Linked DNA regions of Homo sapiens: region 1 is linked to region 2. A link is an interaction called in ENCODE POLR2A ChIA-PET data of the cell type or tissue named here. Cell type or tissue: MCF 10A. All regions are shown on one strand. Links, peaks and the distances in the headings refer to the core of each region. The heading gives the core; the rest is flanking DNA.

The links. Peaks named below come from ENCODE experiments on the same cell type or tissue, not always from the same donor. Only the 100,000 strongest peaks of a DNase experiment are listed, where the experiment ranks them.
Region 1: POLR2A ChIA-PET joins it to region 2 with 5 read pairs; 3 of 35 experiments call an interaction of 5 or more read pairs at or near these places.

The regions. Positions count from the first base shown.
Region 1 is chr2:222,883,997-222,891,940 of GRCh38, reverse strand. It overlaps ACSL3 (acyl-CoA synthetase long chain family member 3), which reads right to left. Exons shown (of 17, transcript NM_004457.5): 2 at 4,053-4,111. Among named protein-coding and RNA genes, the nearest start is that of ACSL3, 27 kb to the right of the region's middle. In MCF 10A, for the core only: no CTCF peak of the experiment used is centred there; no DNase peak of the experiment used is centred there.
Region 2 is chr2:222,834,274-222,842,217 of GRCh38, reverse strand. No RefSeq gene overlaps it. Among named protein-coding and RNA genes, the nearest start is that of ACSL3, 23 kb to the left of the region's middle. In MCF 10A, for the core only: no CTCF peak of the experiment used is centred there; a DNase peak (open chromatin) is centred at 4,287.

The DNA of each region.
Region 1 (7,944 bases), core at 1,900-6,899, 49 kb before region 2:
TATTACTATCTGGATTAGATAAAAAGTTCCACTTTACAACTAGGAAGTTTTATGAGGAAATAATAATTTGGTATTTTATTTTTAAGAAAACTATAAAGCCTATATTTATTTTAACCTCAGAAAATGAAATGTTGGCATTAAAGATAAACATTGGAAAGGAGAGAGGGAGGAACATTTATTATAGCAAGTCTTTCCCATGAATATATCTACATGAAAAAGCAGTTTAACAAAGCCAACTTTTTAAGTTTCAGTTATCCAGTGTAATTTTAAAATTGTTTCAGTCCTATTAGTATGATAGCGGAAATAACAGTAGGACTCTTGAGTACTCTCCCTAAACTATAAATACAGTCCCCTCAATTTCCCCAAAACTGATCAAGACCCACTATTTCTTTAAAAAACAGCTTTTATCCCTCTTCTAGATAAAAATCAACAGGAAACAGAAATCAGGCAAAGGAATATATATCTTTTTCAGTTAGATACACAACAGGGATTTTAAATACATATACACACATGCATATGTGCATAAACACATACACTAGACTAGACTGAGCTCTGCTGCCAATTACTAAGAGATCTTGAGCAGGTCACTAAATCTTAATTTGTTCACCATTAATATTGATGCAGTTCAACTAGATCGATTTTAAGACTATATTCTACTGATGCCTAGGGTTCCCAAAACTGATTAAGACAATACTGAATAGGATTCTTTACTCTTTTCAGTACTACTCCTTATTTATTCCAATCATTTCCTACAAAATGATTAATGAGAAAGCCAGCTATATAAGTATTTCAGGAGAACATGAACTATTGGATTACTTAATGACATCAACCTGGCTCATGAATATTTGAGGATCTTCATAATTCCAACTCAATCCAGCTACGTACTACATTTGGCATTACATGAACCTGTACTAAGGAGAGTGAACAGACAGCCTAATTTTTAAGTGAAGGTTGTGTTAGTTGAAGTAACAAATTCACTTTTAAATATACCTCTTTTCGGCCAGGTACAATGGCTCACGCCTGTAATCCCAACACTTTGGGAGGCTGAAGTGGGCAGATCACTTGAGGCCAGGAGTTCAAGGTCAGCCTGGCCAACATGGAGAAACCCCGTCTCTATTAAAAAATATAAAAATTAGCCAGGTGTGGTGGTACGCACCTGTAATCCCAGCTACTTGGGAGGCTGAGGCACAAGAATCACCAGAGTCTGGGAGGCAGAGGTTGCAGTGAGCCAAGATTGCGCCACTGCACCTCAGCCTGGGCCACAGACCAAGACTCTGTCTCAAAAATAAACAAACAAACAAACAAATCTACCCACCTCTCTTTCCCCCAGGGTGAAATAAAAAATAAAATTAAAGAAAATTCAAAGGCCAGAGGAAAAATATAACAGTTCCAAACATACAAAAAAAAAGTTAGCAAAAGTAAATCTAATGAACAAAGTATGCATATTTGAGAGAAGACAGCTCTTCCGGTTATGTTTAACCTTTGAGAATGTAAAAGAATTAAAGGTTCTGAAGATTTTCAAGATGATTTTAAAATGCTTATTCCATTTATAAGAGGTACAATAGCTTAAAATAATTTTGCAAGCTAAGTCTACCCAGAATATATTTTCTTTAATTTCAACGATTTATATATCATTCAGTAAGATTACTTAGATGTTTCCTTTTCTCTTCCTCCACTCCCCTTCCCACCCCCAAAAGCCCAGTTTCTTATCTGTAGTCTGCATGGACCAGCTAAAAAAACAAAGTTAAGAAAAGGAAAATAACATATAATTAGAACTTAAAAGTATGTTGTGGAAATATACAGAATAAATAACCTGCATCACAATTAACATATTGTCTTCATTTGTACTATGTAAAGGTTAAGTAGCTAAAAATAAGGTTTAAACATCCGATTACTTCCTTTAGTCAATAGTCTTGTGTTGTATTCAAATATTACTTGCTTTTTTATCTTTAAATTCTTTACAACATATTTTCTTCTTCCTACAAATTCCCAATTATTTTACCACTAAGAAAAGCTATTCCTGAACAACATATTTCAAAATCAAAGCAACTAAGATCACCAGTTGTCTTCCCTCTCACCTCCATTCTCTGCTGTGTCATTCCCTGGCCTCTGCAGCTTTTCTGCAAGTGCTCAAAAACCAGATTACACTTAAAAACAGAAGACACAGAAAAAAGGAATCCACCTTAAGTAGCTATGAGAAACATCTGGCCCAGCTCTTAAAAACCATTTTCCTCTGAAACCAAGGGAGGAGCAAACTTGCTGCTGTCTCCGTCTCCTTCCATACTTCTCATCTAGGTCACTTTCACATACAAATCCAAATTTGCTTCGCTACATTTCTTAAGAAGTTTAAAATGTTTCAATCCGACAATCACACAAAGGACACGTACAAATGTGAATTAACTTCCATTTTTACATTATCTCTTAAATCATGGGACTTCTGAACATAAGCAATTCCCAAACGTGAAAAGGTTGAGTTCTAAGTTTCGGGATTCAAGACACTGGGTTTCCCAAGTAGTTCATGACATTCCCTTTACTTCATCGCACAGTTAACCTATATAACATGACTACGAGTCTTATTTCTCTTTTTAGGCAAAATTATGACAAAGTTATCTTTGTCACTGTACCATAGTACTTCTTCCTGTGCACCACCCTCCCACATCAGTTTCTGACGGCCTTTTCCCTCCTCAAATATCCTAAGTACCCTACTGAGCACACATAAATGCACTGAAGCTCCAAAACCACTTCTTCACCTACACAAACCTAGCTGATCCTCAACAGTAATTACAGTCATTTCTATAAATGTCTACCTATTTAAAATCTATCATTTAATATGTCATAATTATCTTTGCAATTTCAATTTTATTGTAAATCTGCTAAACTCTCTTGATGCATTCTTAGCTAAGAATTCAAAGTTTGGAGTTCCCATAACCCATTAACTACTAAAAGAAATTTGTAGAGGAGTACTGTGTTACAATGGGTTTACCTAGTCACTTCAAAAGCACTCTTAATTTGATCACGTATATCCCTCAAAGAGACGCAGGCACAGACATGTCTAAAACAAAGTGAGGCGTACTATTAAAGTGGACAAAGTATATTCCTTTTTCCATCACATCTACTTCATTAAAAGATGGCAATCTTGGATACGCAAACAAAGCGTCGCAAACAAAGCGTCTGGAAAGATACACTCTATGAAAATAAGGGATAATCCCTAGCAAAAGAACCAGGGTAACATAGGAGTTTCCTGTTTACTTAGATGCTCCTACATTGCTTACAGTTTTTAATAATAAACATATTACTTGTGTGATTTCCTTTTAAAATCAGTTAAAAATGTTAAGATTAATAAATTCAACTGATATGAAAAAAGACTTCGAAATGAGATTCTGAAAAGAAGGATGTCAACTATCATGATTCTAATGGATAAAATGCTTACTGCCTTTACGTCATCATCAAAGCACTTTACCAACATAGACTATTCCCTACAGCAGTCCTACTCAATTTTTTCATTTCACAGAACGCTAAAAACCTTCGTCCTTAAATTTTTGCCCTAAAATTTCATAAACTCTAATTCACTTCAGATGACACAGAAAGAATAAAATTGTGCTATATTTCTTATGCCCCATGACAACTGTAATAACCATGCAGAACCTTCTATGGGTTGACAAAAAGCCCTTGAAACTACAATCTCTACTAAAATGTCCAGTTAGAAATTTACAGTAACATTCATACAAATTTTAAATGACCATCACATATTAAAATGGTCTAATTCATGCTAAACTATCCAAAATAAAGAGGCCACTGAGTTCAAATCCCTTGCAGATACTTAGTGAAATTCAAGTTAAGGAAAGGAAGATAGACAATACTGCTCAATGACATGGTTTAATGTCCCAATTGATTTATACAGAATTAAAGTAAATATAAAACTATCTTCCATATATAATCATAAAATGAGAATTACAATTTTTTGGTCAATTTAGCCATAATTGGTTTTAACTTAATATTTATTTTATAACAAATAAAAGAAATCTATTGTAATAAAAAATTAAATATTTTACCAGTTGACAATGGTAGGAGGTACTAGGTGCTTTGAAGATATGCGCCCTTGTGTCAAAACCTGTCAAAACAAACATAAAAAAGACAAGCATTACTACTCATATTCTAGTTAATCAGAGCCGAATGCCAACTTTTTCCTGGAACTATTTTACTTCTAAACCTCACATGAAAAGTTTCCGGTGAGTTTTTCTGGAAACACCAACCTATCACGCTAGCAAACAAAATTTTTATCATGTAACTTTTCTTCAAAAACATATAGTACACACACTACACACCAGTAAGAATGCCCAAAACCCAAAACACTAACACCACCCAATGCTTGCAAGGATGTGGAGCAACTCTCATTCATTGCTGGTGGGAATGCAAAATGGTACAGCCACTACGGAAGTTTGACAGTGTCATATAAAACTAAACATACTCCAAATATATGATCCAGCAACCACAGTGCTTGGTATTTACCCAAAAGAGTTGAAAATATGTCTACAAAAACACCTGTACATGCATGTCCATAGCAGTTTGATTCATAATTGCCAAAAGCTGGAAGCAATCAACATATCTTTCAACAAAGTAATGGATATATAAACTGTGGTACATCCAGACAATGGAAAATGAGTCAGTGTTGAAAAGAAATGAGCCATCAAGCCATGACAAGACATGAAGGAAACTTAAATGCATATTACAAAGTGAAAGGAGACAGTCTGAAAATGCTATGTACTGTATGATTCCAACTATATGACATATTGGAAAAGGCAAAGCTATGGAGATGGTAAAAGGATCCATGGTTGCCAGAGGTTAGAGCACAGAGGAGGATGAATAGGCAGAGCACAAAAGGACTTTTAGGGCAATAAAGCTATTCTGTATGTATTATAACGGTAGATACATGTCATCATATATTTGTTAAAACCTGCGGAGGGTACAGTACTAAGAGTGAACCCTAATGTAAACTATGGACTCTGGGTGATAACGATGTGTCAATGTAGGTTCATCAGTTATAACCAATGTAGCACTCTGGGGAGGTAGGGGGATGTTGATAAAGAGGGAGGCTATGCCTGTGTAGGGGAAGGGGTATATGAGAAATCTCTGCACCTTCCTCTCAATTTTGCTGTACACCTAAAACTGCTCTAAAAAATAAACTCTATTATAAAAAATAAGGTATTTCCAAAACTCAAAAAGTATACTATAAAGGCTGCGTTCATTTACTCATGATGATGATAAAGAATAAGTATTAAGATGTATATGTGGTGATATTAATACATTGTTTTTAAAAAACACTTTCAAATTTTTTCAATGATTTTCTCTATCACCTGCGAAGCAAACAGGTTAGCAGTCATTATATAGTTATTTTTAAGAATATATTAACAAGTAGAGCTAAAAGCTAAGTTTTTTTGAATCACTTAATTCAACATACCACTGCTTCATTAACTTTTAATTTGTTATTAATTTTTGTAAAAACGGACAGACCTTGCAGCCATAAAAAAGAATGAGTTCATGTCCTTCGCAGGGACATGGATGAAGCTGGAAGCCACCATTCTCAGCAAACTAACACAGGAACAGAAAAGAAACACCACACGTTCTCTCACTCATAAGTGGGAGTTGAAGAATGAGAACACATGGATATAGGGAGGGGAACATCATACACTTGGGCCTGTAGGTGGGTGGGGTAAGGGGAGGGAGAACATTAGGACAAATACCTAATGCATGTGGGGCTTAAAACTTAGATGATGATGGGTTGAAAGGTGCAGCAAACCAACATGCCACGTGTGTACCTACGTATACATGTAAACCTGCACGTTCTGCACATGTATCCCAGAACTTAAAGTAAAATAATAAATAAACTTTTTTTTTTAAAGTCAGGCATGGTGGCTCACGCCTGTAATCCCAACACTTTGGGAGGCTGACACGGGTGGATCACCTGAGGTCAGGAGTTCAAGACCAGCCTGACCAACAAGATGAAACCCCAACTCCACTAAAATTACAAAAATTAGCCAGGTGTGGTGGCGTGCACATATAGTCCCAGCTACTCTGGAGGCTGAGGCAGGAGAATCACTTGAACCCAGGAGGCAGAGGTTGCGTTAAGCCGAGATCATGCCACTGCACTCCAGCCTGGGTGACAGAGCGAGACTCTGTCTCAAAAAAAAAAGGACAGACCTTAAACTCAGATACTACTGGGTTCAAAATCCCTGCTGTTTCTTATTAGCTATGACTCCAGACAAGGTCATGCATCTATTCATCCAGGGGGGAAATAACTTAGAAATCTTCTTGTTATTAATAATTTCTTGTGCCAGTTTCCTCACATGTAAAAGAGAACAGTGCTATATATAATTCATATCCATAGTTGTAGAATTTCTATAAATAAAAAAGAGCAACAGGAGAAAGCAGGCTATGTATATTAACAGAAAATTCCACATTGTTTATTACCTATTAAAAATGGTTAACCTCATTAATTATCAAGGAAATACAAATTAAAACAGTATCATTTCCTACATTAAAATTTTTTTAATGAAAAAAATTCACAAGTGTTGGCAAAGATATGGCAAACAAGATAGATCTTGGCACTCTTACGGAAGTACAGCCAGTTAAGAGAGCAATTTGGCAGCATCTAGCAAAAGCTGAAAATGTAGACTCCTATGACCCAGCAATCCCTTTTGACAAATATGCCCTGGGGAAACTTATGTGCCATGCTTACTTTACCCTACTTTATTAAATGGCCCAAGGTGACAGGTCCTACTAGGTATGTAATTGGCCCTCAATAAATGTTAAAAATCTCTTCAACAAATATTTATTAAATGCCTTACTCAGCTCCAGACCCGACACTTTGCATTCTAAGAATGACACCATAGTACTGAAAAAAAAGAAAATTCCTAGTCAGTGGTAGAGCCTGACAAATCACTTTAACGTGGCAAAAACTATGAGAAGTGCATCAGCTGCATTAGGAAAACAGGCAATTGCAGCCTTTTGTCTAGGGTGGAGAAGACAAGGTCAAGGAAATCACTATAAACTGAGTTGATGCATGTATTTTTGTTCAAGCAGACAATAACTGCAGGCAATAATAACAATTATTTGTAAACGCGAAGGGAACTGTACAAGAAAAGAGAAATTTCAGAAGACTCTAAGTAGTTGTAGTAAGCTGAATAAAGGACCTCAAGGTTATCAGGCCCTAATCCCTAGGATCTACAAATGTTACCTTATTTGGAAAAAGACCCTAGATTACCCAGTGGTCCCTAAATGCCCTCACAAATGTCCTTATAAATAGAGAGGCAGAAGGAGATTGGACACACATGAAGGAGATGGTGACGTGAAGATGGAGCAGAGAGATTTGAAGATGCTGGCCTGAAAGATTGGACTGATAATAGGGAATGCCAGCAGCCACTAGAACTGAAAGAGGCAAGGAACAGGTTCTTCCCTGGAGCCTTCAAAGCTCTGCTGATACTTTGATTTCAACCCAGTAACACTGATTTGAACTTCTGGTCTCTATTAACATTAATAGAATAAATTTCTGTTGTTCTAAGCCTCCCAGTCTGTGGTGATTTGTTGCAGTGGCCCTAGAAGACAAATGCCTCACTGCCACTGTGAATGTTTGCTGCCCTAAGTGGTTGAAACATTATCCAGATCTCTTAAAAGTCTTCTAACTTTTATTAGCAGGGGGATGACATACTCGGATCTGTTTCATAATATTAAACCTGGTGCCAAATGTTGAGAATTTATTTGTGGAAAAAGAAACTAGAAACAGGAAAACCATTTAAAAATTCAAAATCCAGACAGAAGATAAAGTTCTTAATCACCAGATATTTGTGAAAAACCATCACTATCAAAGAAAGAGACAAACAGCAGACAAAAAGTGCCTCAGTGGAAACAGACAATGTAGGAAATGTGGGAAATTTTAAAATATGTCTA
Region 2 (7,944 bases), core at 1,472-6,471:
GAGATCATGAAACTAGTGAGTGGTATAACCTGGATGTACACCCAGGCCTGTCTAACTTTCTATAGCCCATCACTTTCTCCCTGGCACTACATTACTTTCCAGAAAAAAGGGCAGTATGGTCAGTCATCCTGGTGATATATATATATATATATATATATATATATATATATATTATTTTTTTTTTCCTAAGGCAAAGTCTTGTGCCCAGCCATCTGGTGGTATATTTTATATCACACCAAAGCCCATATACTCCAGTCTCTTGGAAGTGTATTCAACATTCTGTGAACCTCAGCGTAAAACAGTTGGCATGTTAGATAAGTAATCATGAGACTGAGCCTAAATTAGGGCCAGGTACGGTGGCTTATGCCTGTAATCCCAGCACTTCGGGAGGCTGAGGCAGGCGGATCACTTGAGTTCAGGAGCTCGAGACCAGCCTGGCCAACATGGTGAAACCTTGTCTCTACAAAAATACAAAAATTAGCCAGGCGTGGTGGCGCATGCCTGTAATCCCAGCTACTCGGAAGGCTGAGGCAGGAGGATTGCTTGAACCTGGGAGGTGGAGGTTGTGGTGAGCCGAGATGGTGCCATTTACTCCAGCCTGGGTGACAGAGTGAAATTCCGTCTCAAAAAAACAAAAAAAAAAAAAAAAAAGAAAAGAAAAAGAAAAAAAAAAAAGGAGGAAGAGGAAGAAGTTAAGAAGGAAGTGGAGCACAAGGAAGAGGAAATTTCTACCAGATTAAAAAGAAGAGAACTCAAAACAAGAACAATTCTTCAAAGATTCAGTTTACAAAATTACCACATAGGAAGGAAAAAGGTATTTACCTTGATTTATCTGAAAAAAAGGAACAATAAGCATTGTGGTAAAAAAAGAAAGAAAGAAAGAAAAAAAACCCTGAATTTTAATAGCAAGTAAGAATACAAACCATTAGAGCTCCATTACTGCCACTAACACAGCCATCCTCCCAGGCTCAGGATTTGACAAGCAGGTCTGGAAAAATTGGAAAGTCAGTGAATTTTGCTTTTGACACGGCCCCACTGAGTGCCTCCACCCATATGAATGTTCAACACACCACCCGACCCAGCCCAGCCTTCCCTATTTAGGCTTGGGTACAACCATTCCTAAACCCTTCCCGCCCTTCAAAACTTGCCCATCCTGTACGTCATTACCAAATGGCATATTCGCTGTTTTTCACAGCTTAATCTTTTAATCTTATGACATGGACTTGAAAAAGTTTCTAAAATATATTGCTGCATTACATATATAAAATAAAAGTACATATTAGGTTGGTGCAAACTGCAATTACTTTTACACCAACATAATAGAAAAAGGACTAGAAAAGTATGCCATATAACAAATACCTAATGCATACGAGGCTTAAAACCTAGTTGAGGAGTTGATAGGTGCAACAAACCACCGTGGCACATGTATACTTATGTAACAAAACTGCACATTCTGCACATGTATCCCAGAACTTAAAGTAAAATATAAAAGAGAAAGAAAGAGAGAGAGAGAGAGAGAAAGAAAGAAAGAGAAAGAGAGAAAGAAAGAGAGAAAGAAAGAGAGGAAGAGAGGAAGGAAAGAAGGAAAGAAAGGAAAGCAAGGAAGGAAAGAAGGAAAGAAAGGAAGAAAGGAAGAGAAAGAAAGAAAGATTACCTTTTGTTCCATGTATTTCTGTCTTTTGTAATCTTTTAAATTAAGCACATGTTCATATATTACCTATATATTATTTTGAATGAGTGAAAGAAAATATGAGAAAAATTATATTTAGCTTATCCTCCCCTTCCCAAGAAAGTTTTAAATAGCAGCCTTTTAGAGAGGATTTCTGAATACATAGAAGGGATTTAAAAGAGAGTTCGGTTTCAGGTATCTCTGGGGTTGGATGATGGAGTAAGACAGGAAGTGTTTTTTGTGGCTGGGACATTTTAATTCAACTTTACTCTTGCTGTATATGTGGGCAGAACCTACATAATCACACTCACTGTCACCTGCACAGCCACCGTGTGACACAAACCTCTACATGCCTATATGCTCCTTCACTGAGTTACAGGGTTTTAAAGGATACTAGCTGGATGCAGAGTGACCTCTGGAAGGGAATGGTCAAGTAAAAGTCAGGGGACTTTCTCCTTTATCTATAATGTTTCAAACAAGAATGTATTCATGTTTTGCTTAGTAATTAAATATGTAAAACAAAATAAATTTGGAAACCCCTTTTTTTTTTTTAATATGTGAATGGAATGGGGAGTAGGTATGCTCCATGTAAGTGGACCACAGTTGAAGTAGTTTGAGACTACCACTCCCTTACTGTACTACATGCCCAGAGAGTCACTGGGTGAGATGATTTGGATGGAAGGAAGCACATCCATGTCACATGATCACAGAACATCTGTATTCACATTTTTTCTATAGATGTGTTGGCTATTCTGATTTCTATATTAATAAACACTCTTTAGGTTGCAAGCAACAGAGATCCAAATTGAATTTCCGTATTCAAAAAGGGGAATTTGTCCGGGAGCGGTGGCTCATCCCTGTAATCCCAACACGTTAGGAGGCCAAGGTGGGTGGATCACCTGAGGTCAGGAGTTCGAGAGCAGCCTGGCCAACATGGCAAACCCTGTCTCTACTAAAAATACAAAAAATTAGCTGTGCGTGATGGTGGGCACCTGTAATCCCAGCTACTTGGGAGGCTGAGCGAGGAGAATTGCTTGAACCTGGGAGACAGAGGTTGCAGTGAGCTGAGAGCGCACCATTGCACTCCAGCCTGAGTGACAGAGCAAGACTCTGCTTCAAAAAAAAAAAGGGGGGGTGGAGGGGTTTATTTTATCATGTAACTAGAAAATCAAAACAAACAGGCTTGGTGTTATGCAAAGTTGGATTAGATACTCAAAACATTACCAGCAGCAATGTATTTTCCTGCCTCTCAGGACCTCTTTCTTTTACATAGGCCTCATTCTCAACTCTTCTTCCAGATGTAGGCAAAAATGGTAACTAGTCACCGCAGGCTTATAATTCCACCTTATATTTCCACCAAAAACCCCACTGGAAAAAGAAACTCTTTCTAGATAGCTCCAGAGAATGTCTTGGTGTTTAGTATCATTGGTCTGGCTTGTGTTATGTGCCTATCACTGAACCAACTGCTGAGGCAAAGGGAATGGAATGTTATGATTTGACAGACCTAGGACCTGTACTTATCAATGGAGTGAAAGCCTGGAATCAGCCCCACCTGAACCACAGGGATTGGGTTGGTATCTCTAAGACATACTAAGCTACCATTACTAAAAGAAAGGCGAAGTATCACTGGGAGGCAAAAGCAAGGGATGTCCACCAGCTTCCGGGATGAGTGGTCGCACTGAATAATCCAGGCTCATTGTCATTAATGCCCTTTTGATGTCTCCAATGTCTGTCTAACAAGCTCTGACTTTCAGTCTCAATCTATTTGTCTTTTCTCTTCAACCCTGGCATCTTAAGGAGCCCTTAGGACATTACTGTTGTTGCTGGGAGGGGTTGTCTATCAACTCCTTGTGATTTGGACTGAGATGGAATTATTTTATTTTATTTTGTTTTGTTTTATTTTGAGATGGAGTTTCGCTCTTGTTGCCCAGGTTGGAGTGCAATGGCACGATCTTGGCTCACCACAACCTCCGCCTCCCGGGTTCAAGCAATTCTCCTGCCTCAGCCTCTCAAGTAGCTGGGATTACAGGCATGCGCCACCAAGCCTGGCTAATTTTTTGTATTTTTAGTAGAGAGGGGGTTTCTCCATATTGGCCAGGCTGGTCTCGAACTCCCGACCTCAGGTGATCCACACACCTCAGCCTCCCAAAGTGCTAGGATTACAGGCATGAGCCACCGCGCCCGGCCGAGATGGAATAATTTTCTAAGCAGGAAGCATTGATTCAACATGTCATTCATTCTCTCCTATGTATCAGACATGTGCTTGATGCAGTTCTCATCTATAATAATTAGCCTAATGAAGGCACCATACAAGAAAATCCATGTGATAAGGAGTAGAGTTCTGCACAGGCTAATAATTGGGAGAGTTACAAAGAACAAGCTTCCAGATCAGCTCAGTTGTCAGAACATACCTCTAAGAAATGATGTTTGAGCTAAGTCCCTGAGGATGCATAAAAGTTGGGCAGAGAGGTAGAGGACAAGGGAGTGGGTAGACATTCCAAGTAGAGAGAACAATTTGTGTAGAAGCACATAGGCAAGATGGGCAATGGCATATTTTTAGAATTACGAGTCGGCCAGGATGACTACAGCTCAAGTTGTGTGTAGGAAAGTGGCCCGAGAACATGTGATGAAGAACATGAATAAACTTGTCAGCCATGTCAAGCCTGGATGTTTGAAATTTATCTTGTGAAATTTACCTTGAGCATTAGTCACTTTTAGGTAGAAGAAAAGTATGACCAAATGTAATCTCGTTTGTTTGTTTAAGCATTCCTTAGAGAAAAAAAATTGCAGAAGACTAAGACTGGAGATAGGGAGAGAAACACAGTCTCCTGTAGTGGTCTGGGTAAGTTTTGATAAAAAGGAATTAACTAAAGCACAGTGAGGGTGGAGAAGAGGGACTGAATTAGCAACGTACAGGAGATACTATTGACAGGACAGGAAAAGGAAGTAGAGTGCAGGAAAAGAAAAGAGAAGAGAAAAGCGGGGATTCTGGGAGCGGTTCCCAGGTTTCTGGCTTGGGTGACTGGCTGGTTGGTGTTTTTATTCAAACAGAAACTCAGGTTTTGGAAAAAGATGATGACTACGGTTGGGTGCATCCGGTTGGAAATTTGTGATGGATAGATGAATCTAAATTCAGTGGAGCCGCCAGGCTAGAGATGTAGATGTCCTCAAGCCAATGTAGCTGAAGCCATGTTTGCGGATGGGATCAGTCAAGGGAGAACGTACAATATGAAGAGAAGTTGGAAGGACAGAACCCTGGGCATCACCAACATTTAAAAATCCAGTGAATAAAGAGAAGTCAGAAAGGAGACAAAAACGAAGGAACCGGACATGGAAGAGTGCAAAGAGGATGTCCACCTCACCAGGCAGGACAGATTCTCTTCTTCTTTCTTTATTTTATTTTATATTTATTTGTTTATTTATTTTGAGATGGAATCTCACTCTGTTGCCCAGGCTGGAGTGCAATGGCACATTCTCGGCTCACTGCAGCCTCCATCTCCTGGATTCAAGTGATTCTCCTGCCTCAGCCTCCCAAGTAGCAGGGATTACAGGTGCATGCCACCACGCCCAGCTAATTTTTGTATTTTTAGCAGAGACAGTTTCACAGTGTTGGCCAGGCTGGTCTCGAATTCCTGACCTCAAATGATCCACCCACCTAGGCCACCCAAAGTGCTGGGATTACAGGCATGAGCCATTGCATCCAGCCTTCTTGAAAAAAAAATTATAATTATTATTTTTCTAGAAGAGAGTCTTACTCTGTTGCCCAGGCTAAGTACAAAGGCACAATTATAGCTTACTGCAGCCTCAATCTCCAGGACTCAAGCAATCCTCCTGACTCAGCCTCATGAGCCACTGTGCCTGGCTAATTTTTTTTTAAAACAGTGTCGTGCTCTGTTGCTCAAGCTGGAGCACAATGGCTCTATCATGGCTCACTGAAGCCCCGACATTTTGGGCTCATGATCCTCCTACCTTAGACTTAGTAGCTGGGACCACAGGCATGCGCCACCATGCCCACGTTTTATTTTTTTTATTGTTATTTTTTTTTATGTTACGTTGCCCACCTGGTCTTGAACTACTGAGCTCAAGCAGTCCTCCCACCATGACCTCCCAAAGTGCTAGGATTACAGGCATAAGCCACTGTACCTGGCTAATTTTTTATCTTTTATTTTTTGTAGAGGAAGGGTCTCACTGTTTCCCAGGCCAGTCTTGAACTCCTGAGCTCAAGCAATTCTTCTGCTTTGGCCTTCCAAAATGTGGGGATTATAGACATGAGCTACTGTACCTGGCCAGATTCACTTCTTTACAGTCACTTGCAATTCTCTTGAAAAACTGCCTCCAGTCAGGCAAGGTAACTCACACCTGTAACTCCAGCACTTTGGGAAGCTGAGGTGGGCAGATCGCTTGAGCCCAGTTCAGGGCCACTCTGGCCAACATGGTGAAATGCCGGCTCTACTAAAAATACAAAAATTAACTGGGTGTGGTGACATGTGTCTGTAATCCAAGCTACTCGGTAGGCTGAGGCAGAAGAATCACTTGAACCTGGGAGGCAGAGGTTGCAGTGAGGCAAGATCGTGCCACTGCACTCCCAGCCTGGGCAACAAAGTCAGACCCTTTTTTTTTCTGTCTCAAAAAAAAAAAAAAGAAAAGCTACCTCCTTTCTCTGCTCCAGCTTCTCTCTACTAAAGCTGCAGACAGGGAATGGCAATGAGAAAAGGCGTTGTAAAAGTATGCAGAGACTGCAGCCCCCAACGGAATAGCTAACCTTGATACCTTTGCATAACTTTATTATTTTCAGCTCTCCTATGTTGTCAGCAGGTGATTTTTGCTCGTGCTGGATCCTTGGCTGTCTTCCAGATAACTGAGGTCATAAAATACATGAGGCATTACAGTGGCACTTTCAAGGCAAACCTTATATTTATAAAGAATCACCTGGACTCCTTGAGAAAACTCTGTTCAATTTCCCCTCAGAATCAGGAAATTCTCCTTATGGAGCCCAGAGTATTCTTCCTCCCCACTAACCTGGATCTGCTGCTGTAAAGAAGGAATGGATACACACATATACGTCTGGGCTGTCTCGGAAGATCATAGACAGAGAAATCCATGTATTGACCACTTAGTGTTAGAGAAAGGTAGACTCAAGCACAATCCCAGCTCAGTGAGTAGCTACTTGGCCATGAGCCCTTCACTGAACCTTAGTTTTCTTAGTTGTCACGTGGAGACAATAATCCTTACCTCGTGACACGTGTGAAGATGAAATGAGATAATCATTGTGAGCAGTTTGGAAAGCCTCTGGTTTCACTTTGAAAAGAACAAAATGATTATGTAATCAGCCTTTTTTTAATTTTATTATGGTAAAATGTATATTTGTTATTTTTTTAAAGTATACAATCATTGGCGTTAATTACACGCAACGTTGTACAACTATTAATATTACAACTATCTGTTTTCAAAACTTTTCCATCACCACAAAAGAAACTCTGTACCCATTAAACACTTAACTCCCATTCACTTCTAACCCCAGCCCCTGGTAACTTCTAATATGCTTTCGGTCTCTTATTAATTTGCCTATTCTAAATATTTTATATACGTGAAAGCATGCGTATCTGTCCATTTGTATCTGGTTTATTTCATTTAGCATAATGCTTTCAAGGTTTATCCACGTTGTAGTGCATATCAAAACGTCATTCCTTTTCCTGTAGCTGAATAATATGCCTTTGCATGCATATACCACATTTTGGTTACCCATTGATTTGTTGATGGGCACTTGGATTATTTCCATCTTTTGGCTGTTGTGAATGATGCTGCAATGAACATTGGCACATGAGTATCCTCATTAGTCTCTGGTTTCATTTCATTTTTTTCTTTTTGAGACAGGGTCTCACTCTGTCACCCAGGCTGGAGTGCCATGGTGTGATCACAGCTGACTGAGCTCACTGTAGTCTCAACCCCCCAGGCTCAAGCAATCCTCCCACCTCATCCTACCAAGTAGCTGGGACTACAGGCACGCACCCCTACGCCCGGCTAATTTTTGTATTTTTGTAAGAAATGGGGTTTTGTCATGTTACCCAGGCTGGTCTTGAACTCCTGGGCTCAAGCGATCCTCCTGCCTCAGCCTCCCAAAGTGCTGGGATTACAGGTGTGAACCACTGCACCCCACCTGGTTTCATTTCTTTGGGGCACATACATAGGAGTAGAAATGCTAGGTAGGTCATATGGTAATTATATGTTAAACATTTTGAGGAACACCAACCTGTGTTCCACAGCACTGTACCACT